Regions from separate parts of the Homo sapiens genome. Here regions 1, 2, 3 and 5 are each linked to region 4. The links are chromatin contacts, found by Hi-C or POLR2A ChIA-PET in ENCODE. All regions are on one chromosome and are shown on one strand. The core of a region is the stretch at or near the end of the contact, and the rest is flanking DNA. Distances in the headings are between cores, read along the strand shown.

What was found. A loop is a pair of places that touch in the nucleus more often than their neighbours do. ChIA-PET counts read pairs that join two places held with the same protein, here RNA polymerase II (POLR2A). Pooled maps may share reads with other maps.
Region 1: a loop to region 4 is called in a pooled map, with 2.9 times the contacts of the local background. The contact joins two enhancer-like sites. A Hi-C loop is called at or near these places in 10 of 37 single-sample maps with no recorded cell type and 12 of 50 pooled maps. POLR2A ChIA-PET finds 5 or more read pairs at or near these places in 2 of 52 experiments (AG04450 and activated B cell).
Region 2: a loop to region 4 is called in a map with no recorded cell type, with 9 times the contacts of the local background. The contact joins two enhancer-like sites. A Hi-C loop is called at or near these places in 3 of 37 single-sample maps with no recorded cell type and 2 of 50 pooled maps. POLR2A ChIA-PET finds 5 or more read pairs at or near these places in 4 of 52 experiments (BJ, GM12878, T-cell and 1 more).
Region 3: a loop to region 4 is called in a map of naive thymus-derived CD4-positive, alpha-beta T cell, with 4 times the contacts of the local background. The contact joins two enhancer-like sites. A Hi-C loop is called at or near these places in 1 of 168 maps with a recorded cell type or tissue (naive thymus-derived CD4-positive, alpha-beta T cell), 6 of 37 single-sample maps with no recorded cell type and 8 of 50 pooled maps. POLR2A ChIA-PET finds 5 or more read pairs at or near these places in 10 of 52 experiments (GM12878, H1, T-cell and 4 more).
Region 5: a loop to region 4 is called in a pooled map, with 4 times the contacts of the local background. The contact joins two enhancer-like sites. A Hi-C loop is called at or near these places in 1 of 168 maps with a recorded cell type or tissue (naive thymus-derived CD4-positive, alpha-beta T cell), 2 of 37 single-sample maps with no recorded cell type and 6 of 50 pooled maps. POLR2A ChIA-PET finds 5 or more read pairs at or near these places in 4 of 52 experiments (BJ, activated T-cell, activated naive CD4-positive, alpha-beta T cell and 1 more).

What each region holds. Positions count from the first base shown.
Region 1 is chr2:196,232,629-196,235,328 of GRCh38, forward strand. All of the region lies in intron 21 of HECW2 (HECT, C2 and WW domain containing E3 ubiquitin protein ligase 2), which reads right to left. Among named protein-coding and RNA genes, the nearest start is that of HECW2-AS1, 26 kb to the right of the region's middle. Within about 2 kb of position 1,368, at least 20 of the 41 ENCODE cell types and tissues checked have a DNase peak (open chromatin) inside an H3K27ac peak, as active enhancers do.
Region 2 is chr2:196,100,033-196,102,732 of GRCh38, forward strand. No RefSeq gene overlaps it. Among named protein-coding and RNA genes, the nearest start is that of DNAH7, 33 kb to the left of the region's middle. RefSeq lists enhancers at 931-1,020, 1,041-1,190, 1,461-1,560. Within about 2 kb of position 1,364, at least 5 of the 41 ENCODE cell types and tissues checked have a DNase peak (open chromatin) inside an H3K27ac peak, as active enhancers do; they include GM12878, where a contact is called at or near this core.
Region 3 is chr2:196,158,959-196,161,658 of GRCh38, forward strand. The region is part of intron 2 of STK17B (serine/threonine kinase 17b); the gene reads right to left. Among named protein-coding and RNA genes, the nearest start is that of STK17B, 11 kb to the right of the region's middle. RefSeq lists an enhancer at 52-552. Within about 2 kb of position 1,318, at least 13 of the 41 ENCODE cell types and tissues checked have a DNase peak (open chromatin) inside an H3K27ac peak, as active enhancers do; they include GM12878, where a contact is called at or near this core.
Region 4 is chr2:195,558,482-195,561,181 of GRCh38, forward strand. No RefSeq gene overlaps it. Among named protein-coding and RNA genes, the nearest start is that of LINC01827, 15 kb to the right of the region's middle. RefSeq lists an enhancer at 1,130-1,179. Within about 2 kb of position 1,315, at least 13 of the 41 ENCODE cell types and tissues checked have a DNase peak (open chromatin) inside an H3K27ac peak, as active enhancers do; they include GM12878, where a contact is called at or near this core.
Region 5 is chr2:196,199,522-196,202,315 of GRCh38, forward strand. It overlaps HECW2 (HECT, C2 and WW domain containing E3 ubiquitin protein ligase 2), which reads right to left. Exons shown (of 29, transcript NM_001348768.2): 29 at 1-1,867. The coding sequence ends at 1,756. Among named protein-coding and RNA genes, the nearest start is that of STK17B, 29 kb to the left of the region's middle. Within about 2 kb of position 1,542, at least 4 of the 41 ENCODE cell types and tissues checked have a DNase peak (open chromatin) inside an H3K27ac peak, as active enhancers do.

The DNA.
Region 1 (2,700 bases), core at 118-2,617, 670 kb after region 4:
TTGTCAGAAATCATCAAGTAAATTATGCTTAGAAAGTTTAACATGTAATATCTTCTCAGGTGGTAAAGTTTGCTAAAACAACAAAGACTGACCTCACTGATTAGTTCCCTTTTTATGATGATAGCTGAATCTGGCTGAAGATGAGATGAATGTTCCCTGAGGAATTAAACTGAAAATGAAAAGTCTTGTTTTCCCAAGCAAAAACAGAGCTAACAGTTAGTTCCTCTAGGAGAAAATGTGTCTTCAACTGGTCAAGTTTTTATCTGCTGACTTTTAACTCTAGAAGCACTGATGGAGTCACCTCTAAAGCCAAAATAGTCTTAAACTTTGATTTGATTATAATCCAAAGCTTAGAACTGCCTATCTGAGAGCAGGTTGTAGATTACAATTTATAAATAAGCCTAGCTAACTCAGTAAAACATGTCACAGCAGGGTACATCATGCCTTTGCTTCCTGTAATGTCTTAGCAACTTCTTTCATATAAATAGTTAATATGACTCATATCACAGGGATTGTCTGTTACATTCCTGTTTTGCCAGTTAGGTTGGTTCCACAGCTAAAGGCTTGGCACGGAAATATAAAAACTCTGGACGACGGGTGTGTAGCCGCACAACAGCTGCATCTGAGGGCATTTCCGAATAAGCACAGATGTCTCCAGGGTGGCCATGTAGTCTGGAGCCCCAAGTGCTGATAGAGCATTTTAAATATCATCACATGGCTGGGTTGGCACTCCACCCAAGTTGTCAGTGGCACCCAAAATTTGTTAAAATAACAAATTTTATTCTCCCATTCTTTATTTTCAACTAAGAATTACTGAAAACTAAGTATTCTAATGAAAGCAGACTATAAAATGAAAGAAGATGATGGCCTTGGGAAGTCACACCATTTCCTACAAGTTGGTTCAGGCACACATGGCCTACACACCTTCTGATTCACCCTCAGATATTTATAGCAGCAAGGTGTTAGTTCTTGAGCCAATTAAGAAAGCCTGGTAGGTGAGTAAGGTATTTTGATATGATAAACAAAGTCTTACCAGGTGCTACCAAACCAAAGCCTAGATACAGAAGCATCCTTCTTTAGAAAGGTTTGGGTAATTTAGGTTATCCTGTGAATGTCTCTTTTTGGAAGAAAAAAAGGGAACACCATAAAGTGTACCTTGAAGCTTCACAGATTTCTGAGAAATTAATGACCAAGCTCAGGGCCTCAAACAGCTTCTAGTGAGGATCTGACCAGTCATATGTAAGAACTGGTTGGTTACTTTATAAGCAGAGACTGAAGAAAACTCCTTCAGATCTCATCCTCCCTAGTTGCTTTCATTTGCCTGTCTCAGGGGAGTTACAGAAAGCTCAAAAGGAAGATATTACAGGAAGTTCTTAAACTCCCAAACTAAAACTGCTTGTACACATCTCCACCCCAGTCAAAGTGTGGCTCTGCAAGACATGATTGATGTCATATTGATGGCACCTCACACATAATAAACTCATTCTTTCTTAAGAAAGGTGCCTTTTACAGGGTTGGCCATGGAGAAAAAGAGGCAGGGCAATCACAGTGTAAACCTCCTCTCTTTACGCAGGCCACTATTTCTTTAATGTTTTGGGTATTAAGAAATTAGTGGCCCCACGCCTTATCAGAACACAACAGTCTAATCCAGTTTTTTTTTTTTTTTAAAGAGACAGGGTGACAGGGTTTTGCTCTGTCACCCAGGCTGGAGTACAGTGGCACAATCGTAGCTCACTGTAACCTTGAGCTCCTGGACTCAAGCGATCCTCCTGCCTCAGCCTCCCAAGTATCTAGGACTACAGACACAAGCCATCACAACCAGCTAATTATTTATTTATTTATTTTTTATAGAAATGGGGTCTCACTATGTTGCCCAATCTAGTTTGGAACTCCTCGCCTGAAGCAATACTCCCACCTTGGCCTCCCAAAGTGCTGGGATTATAGGTATGAGCCACCATGCCTAGCATCTAGGTAACTTTTTAAATCATATAACTTTAGTTGCTAGGACTTTTAATTCAAAAGAAAATAATACACTGGAGAATGTGCAGTATAATAATAGAGCTGGAAAATACGTAGAATAATTCACTGGAGAATATGTAGTATTTCATTGACCTCAACCCTAGAGAAGCAACTTCTTAGTAGACTGATGCCCAGCAGAAATAGGCAACCCCTGCGTGCAATTTCACGCCACATTCAGTCAAGATGACTCAGTTTTCAGCCACTCCACCACTGCCGATCTCCCTTCCCCACAACTTTGCAAAGGCAGATAACCAGATTAAGTTGTGTGGAAATTTTCATGACTAAAGCAAAACCTCCAGCTCTAACCAAATTAAATCACTAGTTACAAGATAGGGCTTAGAAACTACCTACTTTTTGTAAAAAGCCAAAGCATAATATAAAATGTGATCTTAGTTGGTGATGAACTAATCAACTAAAGTATTTGTATTTATAGACTCTAGGATTATTTTTGTATTTTTTTTTTGTTTTTAGACCCAGTCTCGCTCTGTCGCCCAGGCTGGAGTGCAGTGGTGTGATCTCAGCTCACTGCAAGCTCTGCCTCCCAGGTTCAAGCAATTCTCCTGCCTCAGCCACCCTAGAAGCTGGGAGTACAGGCACTCACCACCATGCCCAGCTAATTTTTTTGTATTTTTATTAGAGACGGGGTTTCACCATGAGTTAGCCAGGATGGTCTCAATCTCC
Region 2 (2,700 bases), core at 114-2,613, 540 kb after region 4:
TATAAGTGACTCACACTAAACTAGACAAATTCGATAACCTCTCACTTTCATTTAGAGAAATGATCATAAAGCTGCCAGTGGGGCACCATGTGATTTTCAAGGCGGGCAGCACAATTGCAAAACAATACTTGCAGGAATCATAGAGGAAGAGAACAATTGTTTCCAGCACCTCCCTTATCTCACTATATGGACAGACAGTGCATAGAGGGACATTCTCAGATGCCACAGCACTTGAGTGTTTTGGTAAAGTCCTGATGGAGACCAGGGAAAGCGGCAAGAGAGTGAGGTGTGCAGCACACAGCACAGTCACTGCTCCACAGCACCAGAGATCTGGAGGCACACGTGGAACCAAATGGGCCAAAAAAAAAAAAAAAAAAAAAAAAGGAATTCATAGTCCTCAGGCCAAGAATTCTCCATTTAACCTCATTCTTGACTCTGCCAACCCACGCGATCATTTATTAGGAGTTAACAGAAACCTTTAGGGAGAGATTTGTTAAGGGTTACAGAATCAGAGCAAGGGAGGAGGAATACGTTTCTAGTGTTCTATACCACTGTAGGACTACTACAGTTAACAATATGTAGTTTCAAATAGCTAGAAGGAAGGATATTGAATGTTCCCAACACAAAGAAATGATAAATGTTTGAGATAATGGATATGCTAATTACCCTGATCTAATCATCATACATTATATGTATCAAAACATCCTTACATACCCCATGAATATGTACAATTATTATGTGTAAATTAAGAAAGAAAGAAATCTCTTGGACTCCATGTAATGTATTTACGCACAGAACACATTCTGGCTCAAACTAGGAGGTGGAGGTCTCCAACTGTACAAAGGGCACTATTGCACTTACTAGGGGTAAGGATTAGAGCTTTCGATCTACACAGGAAAAGTAGAAATGGCAGTCAAGAGCCACAGTGATGCAAGCTGAAGTCAAACCAAGAGGTGTTCCCTGCCACTTGTCTCTTATTTTGAACATGCCAACTAATTGCAGCCCACCCATCCATCCTTCCTTGTGCCAGAGGTGAGGGCTAAGCCATTGCTGCAGAAGTCCTCTTCAGCAGATAGCTGTTTATCTGGTCCTTGATTAATGGTAAGGGGGCTGCTCCTAGCTTTGTTTGGATGTTCAGACAGCAAGAGAGGACACTTGGTTTCAATATGTATATCTATTTGATTCAACCTCCAGCTAAACAATCCTGTTTTCCCTAAGAAATGAACATGGAAATGGTCAAATGTCCACAGGAACATTGGTACAGGAGGAGTATGTTCAATAATCACAAGATATGAGTCAGATGTTCAGAGTGTGATTTTGATATGAACCTTTATTGTGGGAGAGGGAGGGAGGGTTGAGCTATCTGAGAATCAGTTCTGGCTCAGTCCCTTGAGCCTGCTTGGGTGCGAAGGTTTCAGTTCTGTGTCAGTGACTCAGCTCTACTCTGTTCAGGGAAGATAAATTAGGTGCCACGTGCTTTACTCTTAGTGAAATAGGTTATTTTGGGGGAAATATGTGGAAAGTTACTTTTTAAGAAATTCCAGTGAATATGAAGGGCTCCTATCTGAAAAGATGCACATTTGGCTTGTTGTGAGAATTTTTTCCTTCCTTATGAAAAACATCTTGTCTTCAAATTTGTCTGGAACTGTTTACTACATTGCCCTTTTGAGTTGCACCAATAAGAAGGGAGTCAAACACCATTTCCAATAATACTCTGCTCAGTCATAGTGACAGTATGCCCCTGCCTCCCACGCTGCCACACCAGTCCCAGCCGAGGAGCACCTGTGAAGTCTGTTCTGCATCACAGCAGTAAGCAGTCACAGGGCCTATTAGTTATGCACAGCAGGAGAGACCTTGGGGTCAGTGTTAGAGTTATGTTTTTCATACGCATGCAAGACAGCTTACATTCTGCACTCTGGTGGCGTGCAGATGTCCTGGAGAGTAAGGCTCCTTTGGTTCCCTCACTTTTCCTTTTGCTAATAGACCCCAGGCTTTGTTCAGGGATCAGGCAACAATATGCTCATGGTAGTTAGGCTCAGTCTCAGAGAGGAGTCATGGATCATCCATTCCCCTTTGCCTGTGAATGGCGTAGGGATCATGCCAAAAAAAGAAACACTGCTTAGGGGTTTGGAAAAAGTATTTTCTTCCTAGTAAAAGAAATCTTGGTATGACTGAGCTGCTAAATCAATCCACCCTGCAACCCTAATTTTGGACTTCTTGTTTGGAGAGATAATAAATTCTTTATTGTTTAAACCCCATTGGATATAGTGAAAATTTCACCAAAAAGCATCCTAACTGGTCCTCACGGGTAGGAACCTGAATTTATTTCAACTTCTGGAAGACTGTTATGAGCCACAGACTGTCAACTCCTATACAAGCTGAGAAAATAAGCATTCATGGTAAACTGGGGTTATTGAGGAAATTGCAGTTGAATTTGCTCACCTGTAAAATGGGAATATCAGTAGTAACAATTTCAAAGTCTCATCCTGATGATTAATTTAACCCAGGCAAAGCTCTTAAAGCAGTGCCTGGCACATAGAAAAGACACAATTTAATTATCAAGTGTTGTTATAGAGATGAGGAGGCAAGAAGGATTGATCACTTGGGGCTAAATTAGGGATACCAACTAGGAACAAAGATACTCACTTGCAAAGAGAAAGATGATGGCAGACACTCTGGCATGGCTGGCTAGTAGTAAAG
Region 3 (2,700 bases), core at 68-2,567, 600 kb after region 4:
TGAGACCACGTCACTGCACTCCAGCCTGGGGGACAGAGCAAGACTGTGTCTCAAAAAAAAAAAAAACAAAAAAACAGTTTTGTTAAAGAAGTGTAACTCACTTGCTTCTATCAATTCTTACTTAGATTTCGAAGCAAAAACTTGACTAAAACAGGAAGGAAATTTTGGGCTTTATAAAGAAATTCACTTGTAAAATTTAGGAAACAGAAACTAGTTAGCCAAGAAAACTGTGCATCTGAAAAAACAGTTTATAGTAGTGCTTGTGACAATTCAGTTCTGCAATAATTTTATTATTTATTTTATCTGTAAATAACACTTCTTATCTAATTGTTCCAGGTATTACCAAGAGGTTGTTTTTTTTTTTTTTTTGAGACAGGGTCTCGACTCTATCACCCAGGATGGAGTGCAGTGGCAGGATCTCAGCTCACCGCAGCCTCAACCTCCCAGGCTCAGAAGATTCTCTTACTTCAGCCTCCTGTGTAGCTGGGACCACAGGCACGCACCACCACTCCTGGCTAATTTTTTACATAATTTGTACAGACAGTGTCTCCCTATGTTGCCCAGGCTGGTTTCAAACTCCTGGGCTCAAACGATTCTCCTGCCTCAGCCTCCCAAAGTGTTGAAATTTTACAGGCATGAGCCACTGCACCAGCCCAAGAGGCTTTCTTAAACAAGTATAGTACTCATTAATCCAGGGCAAAGGTGACCAAATGATGTGGATAATGATTTATTTATTTGTCAACGTTCACCACTAAGTAAAAGCTCCATGAGGGCAGGGACCATATCTGTCCTAATTATTATGGTAATTATAAAATCTACAGTTTGTTAACACATAATAGGAACTGAAATATCTGTTGAATGAATGCCAGAAATATGTACCCACTATAATACCATATACTGTGCTATTCTGTATCCTGTACTTAAAGTGTTTGTATTTCTTAAAAGATTGAGATTCCAATAAAATTATATATATGTGTGCGTGTGTATTCATTTATATACTATGAAGGTAAACATTTTTACCATAATTATCAGATGACTTAGGAAAAAAACCAAATATTTGTTTTCCATTCTAAAATGCTATAGTTTAAAAGTATAAAAAATGATCTTTAAAATATGTTTCTATTCCAAATGTAATTGAAACATTTAAGAAAAGTTAAAGCATTTAAAAATAATCCTTAAGTTATACCCTAAAAAGGCAAGGCTAACTAGATTTCCCAGCAGCGAAAAGGTCTAGTAGTTACCCTTCTGCATTCCCCTTCTGCATTCTAGAATACACAATAAAATGTGAAAGGAGGCGGGAGGGTAAGCCACAAAGGAAGCTGACGTTTATTTCTGAATCTGCCTCACCCTTCTAACCACAAGAAGTCCTATGAAACCTTTGCCTCAGTTGGGGGAGGGGTAGAAAAAACTTACCCAACATGTTAAAAAACAGGAACAATTCAAGTTTTTTGAGAATAGTAAAAAATGAACTGTTAACTTTTACATAATTTCCTTTAATTTGCTAAAGGAAAATGAATTATTAAACACTAACACTCTGAAATAAAAAAGTTGATTCAGAAAGATAACTTTCAAAATGTGCAAACCTCAGAAGAAATGATTATGATTCTAATTTCCATTTCACAAAAGCATAGGATATTAAAATTGGTAACAATATTGAAAGAACTTTCAGTACATTCTTGGCAGATGAAAAGCCATGATTTCTAATTTATCAAGATCTAATAATTAAACATATCAATATTTACCATGTGACTCATTAGCCCATATCAATTCAAAAGAAAGATGTTACTTGGTCTCTTTCATAAAGATATTTTAAAATGGGAATTTAGCAATCAATCTAAATTTGCTTTAATCAAATTCTATCATGAGTTTTTGATCTAAAATTCTAAAAAGTATGCCTAATTCAACTTTATTTATGGTGGCACCTCATTTATAAAGCAATTTAGAATTACTAATATCATCCTCAAAGTTTAAATTATCCAAAGCCCTCAAAGCAAAAATACTTTATAGATTTTTTAGCTCCTATAATGTCCCCAATTTTGAAAAGTTAATTTAAAAAATGTAAGTAAATTTACTCATCAAATAGTAACTCAGAAAAATAGAAAAGAAAGTGACTTTTATTGTGTGTACTGTTCAAGACTTGCATAATATTCATTTCCCCATCGCTGAAGCATTCAAACTGAGGCTGGATAACAGTTTGTTCGGGAAATTATAGGAAAGATTGCTGCGCTGCATACAAACATTGTATTAGTAAGACCACGGACCACTGAAGTCTTTCCAATGCAGAGATTCTATGGTTCAATGTGAGATACAGGAAACTTAAAAAAAAGAAAAAGAAAAAAAGAAAAAAAAAACCTTTCTTCCTATTATAATGCAAAATGAAGTAATTAAGATTTAGAACAATTTCTTAAAAACATTTTAAAAGGTTCTAAAAACTCTATCTTTTAATACACCATTAAAACACCCAAATATTTTGCACATTAAATTAGTATGCCAGGAATTATGAAATGTGCTTTTGTATTTAATTCTTGGTCAGTGAGGTAGATATTATAATTCTTTTTTTTTTTTTTTTTTTTTTTTTGAGACAAAGTCTCACTGTGTTGCCCAAGCTGGAGTGCAGTGGCATGATATCGGCTCACTGCAACCTCCACCTGCCGGGTTCAAGTGATTCTTCTGCCTCAGCCTCCTGAGTAGCTGGGACTA
Region 4 (2,700 bases), core at 65-2,564:
GCAGTGGAAAAGCCTATATGCTGACCTTGTGGTCCAAGGAGATTTAAAGTGTGGTGGGGCATTGTGGGTTGAACAGTATCCCCAAAAAGATTTGCTCAAGTCTGAACCCCTAAAACCTACAAATGGGACCTTATTTGGAAACAAATAAGAGCCTCGGTGATATAATCAAGTTAAGATGAGGTTATACTGCATTAGAGTATATTTACGGAAAGAGGTATGAACATTCTGACAATCAGTATACACTACTGGTAGGAGTGTAAATTCGTTCAACCCTTGTGAAAAGCAGCATGGCAATTCCTCAAAGAGCTAAAAGCAGAACTACCATTCTACCCAGCAATCCCATATATATCCAGAAGAATATAAATCATTCTACCATAAAGACACACACATGCAAATGTTTATTGCAGCACTATTCACAATAGCAAAGATATAGAATCAACCCAAATGACCATCAATGACAGATTGGATAAAGAGAATGTGATACTTATATACCAGGGAATACTATGCAGCTATAAAAAAAGAACAAGATCATGTCTTTTGCGGGAACATGGATGGAGCTGGAGACTATTATCCTTAGCAAACTAATGGAGGAACAGAAAACCAAATACAATATGTTCTCACTTATAAGTAGGAGCTAAATGATAAGAACTACGAACACAAAGAAGGAAACAAAAGACACTGGGACCTACTTAAGTGGGGAGGGCATCAGGAGGGAAAGAAGCAGAAAAGGTAACTATTGGGTACTTGGCCTAACACTTGGATGATAAAATAATGCATACAACAAACTCCCATGACATTGGTTTACCTATGTAACAAACCTTCCCATGTACCCCACAAACCTAAAATTAAAAGTTTAAACAAGGGGAAAATTTAGACATACACAGAGACAGGGCCATTTGATGATGGAGACAGAGATTGGAGGGTTGCAGCTGCAAGCCAAGCAATGCCAAAAATGTCAGCAAGCACCAGAAGCTAGGGGAGCGGCCCAGGTCAGTTTCTCCCTTAGGGCCTCCAAAAGGAACCAACCCTACCAACGCTGATTTTAGACTCCCAGCCTCCACAACCGTGAAACAAATACAGATGTTTAAGCAACCCAGTTTGTGGTGTCTTGTTACAGCAGCCCTAGGAAACTAAAACTGGGAGCATCAAAGCCATTTCCTGCTCTATTGTGTCCTCGTCCCACAGATGAGCCTAGAAATGCCTGACTTGGCTATGTAAAAATACAGAGAACTTGCCACTTTCATGAGAGGCTGACTGCTCATGAACTGTCACAGGACAGGTGCACTTCATCAGCCTCAGCTCATGCTTTACTCATGGTCTTTGTTGGTTCCTTTGAAAGCAGGATGTGGTTTGCCCCAGCTTCCCTCCTTCTTGGAACCAGCATGTAACGCATACTTGTTTTGAGAGTTTTTTTTTTATTATTATTACTATTGCAGAGAAACAGGGCTTTAAAAAGATTCAAAAGCATTTCAAAACTATGAAAATCTCCCAAATATATAAGTGGTATATGTGGGCTTTGCTGAGATGTCATTGCAGTTTGGCCTGTTTATTGTCATCTGGTACCTGCTCCATAAGGATGACAGTTATTATTTGTAGAATCATTCCATGAGCCACTTCTAAAGATGCAGCTTTATTAGGCCACTGAAAATGGAAAGATGAGATACAGTCTCTGATCTCACAGAAATTACACTTCAGAAGGGACAGAAATATTTAAGCAAATCAGGGCAATAGGTGTTAAAAATTAAAAAGTGTACGTGGCATATTGAGGTGGCATAAGTTAGGTATCATTAATAATTTCAAGAATAAAATGATCTTGAATTGAGATTTGGAAAATATAGATATTTGTCAAGTAGGCGAGGCGAGAAAGGGCATTCCAGCATGGGCAATGGTCCAGGTATGTACACACACATACACACTCACACACACATTGGCAAATTTGAGGGAACTGCAAGTAGTTTATTGTGGGTAGAGTAATATAAAATAGAATTGAAAGCAAGTTTTTTAAAATGAGCCTAAGGGAATACGATAGTAGCAAGAGAGAACTTTGTTCAGAAAATTATTGCATACGTTTCTATTTTTTTTTTCTTGTTTTTGAGACAGGGTCTCACTCAGTCGCCCAGGCTGGAGTGCAGTGGCAAGATCTCAGCTCACTGCAGCCTTGACCTCCCGAGCTCAAGCGTTCCTGCCACCTCAGCCTCCCAAGTAAGTTTCTGAGACTATAGGTGTGCGACACGAAGCCCAGCTAATTTTTTTTTTTTTTTTTTTTTTTTTTGTAGAGACTGGGTTTTGCCATGTTGCTCAGGCTGGTTTTAAACTCCTGAGCTCAAGTGGTCTGCCCACCTCAGCCTCCCAAAGTGCTAGGATTACAGGTGTGAGCCACCATATCCAGCCAGGTTTCTATAGTTTTTTTTTAATAGGTAGCTTTCACATGTGACTCCATGCATCAGAGTAGGTAATTCAAAGAAGAGAACCTCATCAGTTAAGACTCACAATATCATAAGGTAAAAACTAATCCTTTGCTCAAAAGAATGAGAAAAATATTTACTATAATCCCAAAGTGTAGTTGTGGTGGCAGAAGGGAAGAAGAGAAAGGAACAGAAATGAAACAAAAATGATCAGGAGGTAGAGTACACTGGACAAAATAACTGTAGGATGGCTCCCAGTTTTCTTGCATTGGTGACAAGGAGAATGGAGACACTG
Region 5 (2,794 bases), core at 292-2,791, 640 kb after region 4:
ACCTATGAAAACTATGCATATGACCTCTATAAAATGTAAGATTGCCAACATCCCATAATAGGAATTCCATGGCTGCTTATAAATATAGATCTCAAAGAAATGTTTGGGCAATGCCTGTAAACCCATAGGCTGGCAAACCATATGTCAATCCAATGCTTTTATGACCCCCAATTTAACTTCACTCTATTGAAAATCTGATTAGTCAAGAAATAAACAAAGATGTGGAGTAATCCCAAAAGCAATTAAAATGAAGAATACCTTCTCATAAAATTAAGCAGAAGTAAGACTAGTGATGTCATGCAGTTTTGGAGATGCCATAGAAAAACTGTCTCTTAATATTAATAAGAAAATTATGCATCAGTGAAAATGCAGGCTTAGAAATATAGTTCTGAGTTTCAATTTGTGGTGTCTTCACTGATGAGGGAAAATGGAATTCTTACTACTGATCTCTTCAGTGTTGCTGATGGCTCCTTAACTGAGCTTAGTGTTTAATGATGCTGTACAAATAAAAAGCAGTGGGGGAAATACGAAATATCTGTATTAAATGCCATCCTGTAAAGTATTTGATGGATGGAAGAGAGTCTAATGCATTTTAAATAAATGCATATCATACTATCACATATAGTGAATCTTAAAAAATTATTACTTAGATGCACAGTCCTTGTAGTGGTAGACACGGCACTGTGAAGGAAGTTTGATTTAGAAGCTATTTTCTATTATACTTCTCAAGTGATGGAGTTGCTGTTAGTCATATTGTAATGTCCCTTCACCTTTGGTACATTCAGTGCAAAATATTTGGGGAATTTTTTTTACCTTTATAAAAATAAAAGGCCCTTTTGTTTCCTTGAGAGTGCTTAAAAGGATACATATTAGCATGATGCCCGAGTATGCATGGAACATGAAAATGGAATGAGTGATACATACAGCATGATAGGTAGGTTCTTATATACATCTTAAAGAACATAAACATAATGAACCTACAAAAAATAAACAGAACTCACTGTGTACTTTTTCCTGATATGCTGTGATTAATTGCTAGTTATTTTAAAATTGTTTTCATGCATTATAAAGCATAAAATCTGTCATTAGTAATTCACTGAATAATGGTTTGTCTTTAGCCATAATTACACACATACCACTTGCATATACATTGTCACAGACCATCTTATTGCAAATCTGTAAAGGTACCTCATATTGACTTGGTTTCATTTTCACTCATGTCCCATGAAAGCGGAAACCTATGGTGCACACCATGCAGGCACTCATAAGCAAGAAATGAATATTCTGTTATAACTTAGGGCTTAAATGAATGTACTTTCAGGAAATATATTTACTTTTATTATATTATTTAACTTGCTCTAATTTGGAGATTGGGCCAAATGCTGCCAGTTTGGCTTGAACCACGTTCAAGGGTAAGTTTCAAGATTCTCCTGAGTCCCTAAAAATTACCGTGGAGCTGATCATGTATGGGTTCATCTTTGTCTTGGAACATAACAAATGGAAAAAGTTTGGCAGTCAAGAACTGTTGATTGAAAGACGGTTGGGTTGTTCCCTGGGCATCAAGCTCACCCAAATCCTTCCAAGAGGACTCATCTCCAGTCCCCAAATGTGACAGAGCACTTGTTCCTGGAAAACAACAGCACATAGCTTTATCCTAAAGGAAGCATCCTCTTGAAACTTCCAATGTTCAATCATTCTTCTAGAAGGCAGCTTCTGAACCTGCCTGTCCACAGAGATGGGCATTCAGCTTCCAGGTCACTCAAGTCCAAAAGTACTGGTTTCTTCAACTGCTGTCAACAGTTTTTCATAAAGCATGGAAAAGGATGGGTAGGGAGGCAGATCCAGACGGTTAAAACATGTATGCGCTCTGAAAACACAAGAAACAGCACATAGTTTAGAACAGGCCGAGTGAAATGAAAATGTGTGTGGTGTGTGTGTGTGTGTGTGTCTGTGTGTGTATGACTGTCTTTCACATTCAAATTTATTTGTTGCCAATTTTCACACTCCTTTTGAAAAATCTTTGAAAACATTTTGACCTTAAAAATTCAGAACTGAATTTCTCTAAGGAAAAGAGGATATTTAAAAAAATATTTTATTTACATTTCACCACCATTTAAAAGCTATATTACATATAAATGACCATTTATTGAGTGGTCTAAGGATTACAAAGACAAGTTTGGTTTTTGTTTCTCTTTTGATGCTAGATTTTTTTTTTAATACACGGACATAAGGCCTTGCAAAGTAGTTCATTTTGAGTTGGCATATGCCTGGGTGTCTCTTCGATACTCTGTAGTTATGCATTTTTTCATTTTCTTGGACAGGGAAGAGGAGCCAGTGTCTCTGAGGGCCTGCCTCATGGCTTAGAGTCTTGGGAAATTCCCTGGCTGGACTTTTCTAAGTCAGTAGGCCATTGTTACTTCTTTGAATCCTGTGCTAAAATTTGCTTTCTCCCAATTCACAATAACAAAATAAGCAATTTAAATCATTACATTAAGTATTCTTTTTTAGAAATACTTCTTTTGCCAAGATAGGAAAAAAATATGTTTTCCTGTTATTTGCATCTGAATCACAATAAAAAATAGACAGTCTCCAAATAGTACATCTTATCAGGAAGCAAATCTGCACTTTTGACATGAAATAGGAAACATTCTATTCTGAATGTACAACAGCTTGTTTGGGGGACCTACATAACTTTGACTTAAAAAAAATACTCCTGAATAAGAAATTTTAGGAACTATGATTATTAACAAGCTATTTCTACAAAGTCACATGTCTATACTTTTACTCTGATAAA